Linked DNA regions of Homo sapiens: region 1 is linked to region 2. The links are chromatin loops, found by intact Hi-C in ENCODE. Cell type or tissue: GM12878. All regions are shown on one strand. Each heading gives the region's core, and the rest is flanking DNA. Links, peaks and the distances in the headings are about the cores only.

Evidence for each region. Hi-C counts contacts between places; a loop is a spot of excess contacts. Peaks named below come from ENCODE experiments on the same cell type or tissue, not always from the same donor. Only the 100,000 strongest peaks of a DNase experiment are listed, where the experiment ranks them.
Region 1: a loop joins it to region 2, with 3.0 times the contacts of the local background. A loop is called at or near these places in 1 of 110 quality-filtered maps.

What each region holds. Positions count from the first base shown.
Region 1 is chr16:78,961,224-78,964,030 of GRCh38, forward strand. The region is part of intron 8 of WWOX (WW domain containing oxidoreductase); the gene reads left to right. Among named protein-coding and RNA genes, the nearest start is that of WWOX-AS2, 460 kb to the left of the region's middle. In GM12878, for the core only: no CTCF peak of the experiment used is centred there; DNase peaks (open chromatin) are centred at 518 and 1,548; H3K4me3 peaks cover 281 bases; H3K27ac peaks cover 1,760 bases.
Region 2 is chr16:78,477,442-78,480,248 of GRCh38, forward strand. The region is part of intron 8 of WWOX (WW domain containing oxidoreductase); the gene reads left to right. WWOX-AS2 (WWOX antisense RNA 2) reads right to left here. Exons shown (of 2, transcript XR_007065129.1): 2 at 1-2,807. Among named protein-coding and RNA genes, the nearest start is that of WWOX-AS2, 21 kb to the right of the region's middle. RefSeq lists an enhancer at 1-606. In GM12878, for the core only: a CTCF peak has its summit at 1,203; no DNase peak of the experiment used is centred there.

The DNA of each region.
Region 1 (2,807 bases), core at 185-2,684, 480 kb after region 2:
TTAACGAGGAAAAATGAGGGAAATTACTGTAAGGTTTTTAAAACATGATAGTTATATATGAACTGATGATTATATAATTGAACATGCCTAAATTGATGTAGTTCTCTGTAAAACTAGTTGGTGTAAGGAAACTTGGTCTTTGACCATCAAGGAGGTTGCAGTTTGTGGCATGGCACAAAGATAACACTCAGCAGATATATAGCTATGGGATACATGGATGGATGGATGGATGGGTGGATGGATGGATGGATGGATGGATAGGTAGATGGATGGATGCGTGGGTGTGTGGAATGGTGGGTGGTAGGTGGGTACATAGATGGATGTATGGATGGGTGGGTTGGTGGGTGCATGGATGGGTGAGTAAGGGGGGATAAATGAAAGGCTTGTTCTTCTGAAGGGACTCTTTACAAAGAGTCTTTGATCTTCCAGCTTCACGTGCAAGAGAATCCCCAAGGTGAGCTTGTTAAAATAAGCATATTCTGGGTATCACTTCCTGATTTTCTGGTTCAGTAAGTCTGAGGAGGAACTTGGGGAACTTTATCTTTTAAACAAGTACCTCAGGTTATCATAGTAGTCTTGCTGTCCTGAATCTTAATGCATCTCTATTTCTGCTACATCTTCCATGAAGTTGATTTTGCAGAAATCATTCTGTGGTTCCACATTGACTGCATCCAAGACCTATTGCCTTCAGATTTACATCAAGCACAATTTGGCAGGTATTAGGGATGGACCCAGCAGCCAAGTCTTTGTTGCCTTAAACAGATCCCTTGTCTCTTGTCAGGACCTCCTTCCAGGCTGCTCCTGAGCAAGTCTGGATGTGACTTCTACCTATGATCCAGTGGGTTGGGCCATAAAGGAGCTTTGGAAAGGGACAGTCTTAGGGTGAAAAAGAGGGAGAGGCTTGCCATCTGAACAGGAATCTCTCCCAGAGGAGAGAAGAGAAGCCTAGGCTTTAATGAGGACAGCCACCCTGTGGATGACTTTCTGTGTGATGTTATGTGGAGGTGGCTTCTTTTTTCTCTATCCCATTAGCTGAATTCTGTGCCAGAAGGAAGAGATTTGGAGTCAGCAAGGCATCCTTTTTTTTTTTTTTTTTTTTTTTTAAAAAAAAAAAAAAAGAAGGAATGTGATTGTGAAGGAAGCAAGAAAAGGCCCAAAGGCTCTGGACAAGGGCTAGGAGGCTGAGGAGTTTTACACATTCATAATTTCCTTGTAGGCCAAGCTTACTCTCAGGGATGACAGTCATTTTCTAAGAAAGTGAGATTGCTTCACATTGCATTTAAAGGCTTAAATAATGTATTCTGTCAGACAATTCTCTGAAATGGTTTTCCAAGTGAATGCATCAGAAAGTGCCCAGAAAGAATGCCTGGCACAGGAAGAGGAGGGCATTCAGAAAATGTGAGCTGCTTGCATCAGAATCTAACTTGAGATGTATCATTCCTACGGTAAGGTGCACACACATTAAATGTACAGTTCAATGAACTCATACTTATTTATACAACTGTGTAAACACCACTCAGATCAAGACAGAGAACATTTCTAACACCTCAGAAGGCTCATCTGTTCCCCTTTCTAAGCAAGAAGTACCATCAGCATTAAGAGGTAACCACTATTCTGATTTCTATCAGCATAGTTTTCTGTTCCTGAATTCATATAAATAGTCACCCAGTACGCATTCTTTGCTGTCTTGCTTCTTTTACTCCTCATTAGGTTGTGGGATTTGCCCACGATATTTCATTCTTTATTGTCATTCTTCTTTCTCTGCCACTGCCATCCTACCAACAGTTTGTATTATGAAAAATTGCAGACGTACACAAAAGTTGAAAGAATTGTACTGTAAGTACTCTGATATGCACCACCTAGATTCTACAATTAACATTTCCCTCTATTTGCATCTCTATCCATTTACCATTCCTCTTGTCTATCCATCAGTCTATCTTGATTCATTTCAAAATAAGTTGTAGGTCAGGTGCAGTGGCTCACACCTGTAATACCAGCATTTTGAGAGGCAGAGGTGAGAGGATTCCTTGAGTCCGGGAGTTGAAGACCAGTCTGGGCAACATAGTGAGGCCTTATCTCTTCAAAAATAAAAAAAATTAGCTGCCCATGGTGGTGTATGCCTGTGGTCCCAGCTACTTGGGCAGCTGAGGCAGGAGAATTGCTGGAGTACAGGAGATTGAAGCTGCAGTGAACTGTGACTACACTGCTGCACTCAACTTGGGCGACAGAGTAATACCCCGTCTCAGAAACAAAAACAAATAAACAAACAAAAAGCTAAATAAGTTGCAGACAGCAGTCGCTTCACTCCTAAACACTTAAGCAGGTGTGTCATCCTTGAATTACTGAATTAGAGTTCAGTATTTGCTTATGCTAGTTATGTTAGTGGTATGCTTTTTAAAAATAATTAAGGTGATGTCATGATAAGGCTATTAAGAGCCAACATGCATTGAGTATGGACTTTCTGCCAGACATTGCACTATGCACTTAACACACAGACACATATTGTTTTTTCCATTTTAAGATACAGAAAGTGGGCCTTAAAGGTGCTACTGACTTGCTGATATGCTTTGGCTGTGTCCCCACCCAAATCTTAACTTGAATCGTATCTCCCAGAATTCCCACGTGTTGTGGGAGGGACCCAGGGAGAGGTAATTGAATCATGGGGGCTGGTGTTTCCCATGTTATTCTTATGAAAGTGAATAAGTTTCATAAGATCCAATGAATTTATCAGGGGTTTCTGCAGTTTTTCTCTTGCCACCACCATGTAAGAAGTGCCTTTCACCTCCACCATGATTCTGAGACCTCCC
Region 2 (2,807 bases), core at 61-2,560:
TGTCCCAGATAAAGTGCCATTGATCCTTATTAAACCTCACCTCTGGGCTTGCTTAAAACTAACTGGAAAAATTAAAGTGTTCATGCCGCAATGCACTTATAGCTTGTGTGATAGGATTATGGAAAAAATAATAAAACTAATTTCCAGGGGAGAATTTCTAATGTGAGATTTTATTTTTTTTCAATTTGATAATTAATAGTGAAATCATATCATATATATAAATCATATTTTAGCCTATAAACTGAAATGGCAATTAGGAAAGATAATATATACTTGATGTAAAACCATGTTACGTGCGGATAATCTTTTAGCACTTTAATTTTTTAATTGTAGAAGGAGAGAATTATGAATTCAAGTCAAACACATTAAATGGTGGGTTTCATCCAAAAAATCTGATTCTTTTACTATGTACTGTATTAGTGGATTTATAATATTAGTGGGAGGAAGTATAAAAGATATGGAAAAAGATATTCTGGTTATGTTCGTGCTAAAATGTGTGTATTAGAATTACCAGGGGAAAGAAAAATATAAAAGCTGCAATAGGTTTTTCTATTTTTTAATACCTAACATTTGTTATTTTAAAAGCAATAAAATCCCCTAAAGAAATATTCGTAATCAATAAGAACACAAAATATGGAATATATTAACTGAGTTATAAAAATGTTTGTAGTATAGCACAGAATGAAAAACACAGCAAGGTATGTACGGTTTAAAGTGTAATCAATTTTGAGGTTGTATACAAGGATATAAATGATAAATACAAGTAGTAGCATTTTTAGTAAAGGCTGTTACAAAATACTGTATTTATGGCCTATTCCATTCTTTTTATAGCTCATTAATGTAGAAAACAAACACAGTGTATCCATCTTCTCAGACGGTTTAAAATTCCCTTAAATGATGTTTTTAAATGTAAATAACTGAGCTCATTTGATCTGGTTCTTCCTTAAGCCAATGTTAGCATGAATGGCCATATTTACCACCCCGGGGTTCCTTTTCAGACTCCGGAAAGAAAAAGCGATGATAATGACGTATTTCCCTCCCTTCCACAAAACAGGGCCAGGTGTAACACACTAAGAACAAATGGCTTGGCAGCCTACTCTCCTCTCTCGAAGCTCCATGCCCACCTTGCTGTTGCACCCCCCACCCCAAGGAAAGCCTTCCCACCTTTGGAAGCTGCATTAATTATTCCAGGCCACAAGGGTGCCGTTGAGTTACTGGTTCACTGCACTGGCTGGCAGGAAAGAGTTTTAATGCAGGCTCCAAAGGTGCTTAATTTCCTGTGGTCCTTATGAATATGCATACAGTATGTGCTCAGCAATCTAGCAGTTCAAACTAGACAGCTGGTTCTGGTGGTGAGGGTTTTTTAAATTTATTTTTTATTTATTTATTTTTTCTCTCCCCTTTCCTTGGACAAGCCCTTTCTGAATAAGCTGAATCTGTAGTATAATTTCATTAACTCATTTCCAGTATTTAATTTGGTTTTGATATTTCCATCATGGCCCCTTTTCTCCTTTGATTTTGTCATTCTGTAGAAGTTGATAATCTGTATTATGATCAACAAGGCATATTGCCATGACTGTAGGAATCACCAATTTAGATATCCAGGCTTCCTAAAATATAAGTAAGTCAGATTTAGCATTACTGTTTTCCTGAATGTAGGAGTATTTGGAAAAGGAAAAAAAAATAAACATACATCTTGGAAAGCAGAGAAAGGTGTTTTGTTTTCTTTCTGTTTGGATTAACATATTCTCCATCACTGTGTAACTTCATCCAATACGTATTGAATACCTACTATGTGTCTGGCACCACTTCAGACAGTAAGGATATGGATATGAATTTGTATCAGTCAAGCCTTCCAGGATCTTATTATCTAGAGAGAAAGATTAAAACATATGCAAATAATTTTGATAGAAGCAAAGACCTAACTCAGCCTGAGAGGAGGTTGGGTTTAGAGAATGCTTTCATTGTAATGTTTTAAAGCTTTTTATTTATAACTATAGTTTATTTGGACTTTATGATTTACCAAGTAACTTTAGATGCAAATATGGTAGTACTGTGAAGATTATGGTTTTTGAATGAAGTCACTTTGTGGCATGATGGTATAGAATAAGATATTTTCATAGTGAAAATGGAGATAAGACATGTCCCATTCCCTAGAATAGACTGTCACTGCTCTCGTTGCCTCCAAGGAGGAAACTGTTATAGGAATGATTGACATGGAGGTTCATCTGTAGAATATGGACAGCCCTCTACAAATTGGGAACAAGGGCCAGGACACGAAATATAGTGACAGCCTCTGGCCTGGGAGTCTAGACAGTGGTCAAAGGCAGGATTCATGGAGTTTTCCAAGATAAGATTCAAGACCCAAACTATGAATGAAAGCCAGGCTGAGGCTGGCACCAAGTAGAGGCCTCCAATAATGTTGACCCAGCGGGGCTGCATTGTTCACTGCCCCCTCCTGGGAAGGAGGAACCAATGACAATGGAGCATCTAAGAGACAAGAGAAAGGGAGTGTAAAGGTGAGGATTCCATGGCTTTACACTCCAGAAACTCAGGCTAGCTTGTTCTCACTGAAGCAGTCATACCTTCTCGAAGGCAACTAGGTGGATTACAGAATTGTGCTGGGTCCTATGGAGTGTCAGAAATAGTGAAGCTTCTGGAGCTTCACTGTCCAATATGGTAGCCACGTGTGACTATTAAAATGTAAATTAATTAAAATTAAAAGTTCAATTGCTCTGAAATAGCAGCCACATTTCAAATCTTCAGTAGCCAGATGTGGTTATTGGCTACCATATTGGGTAGCACCG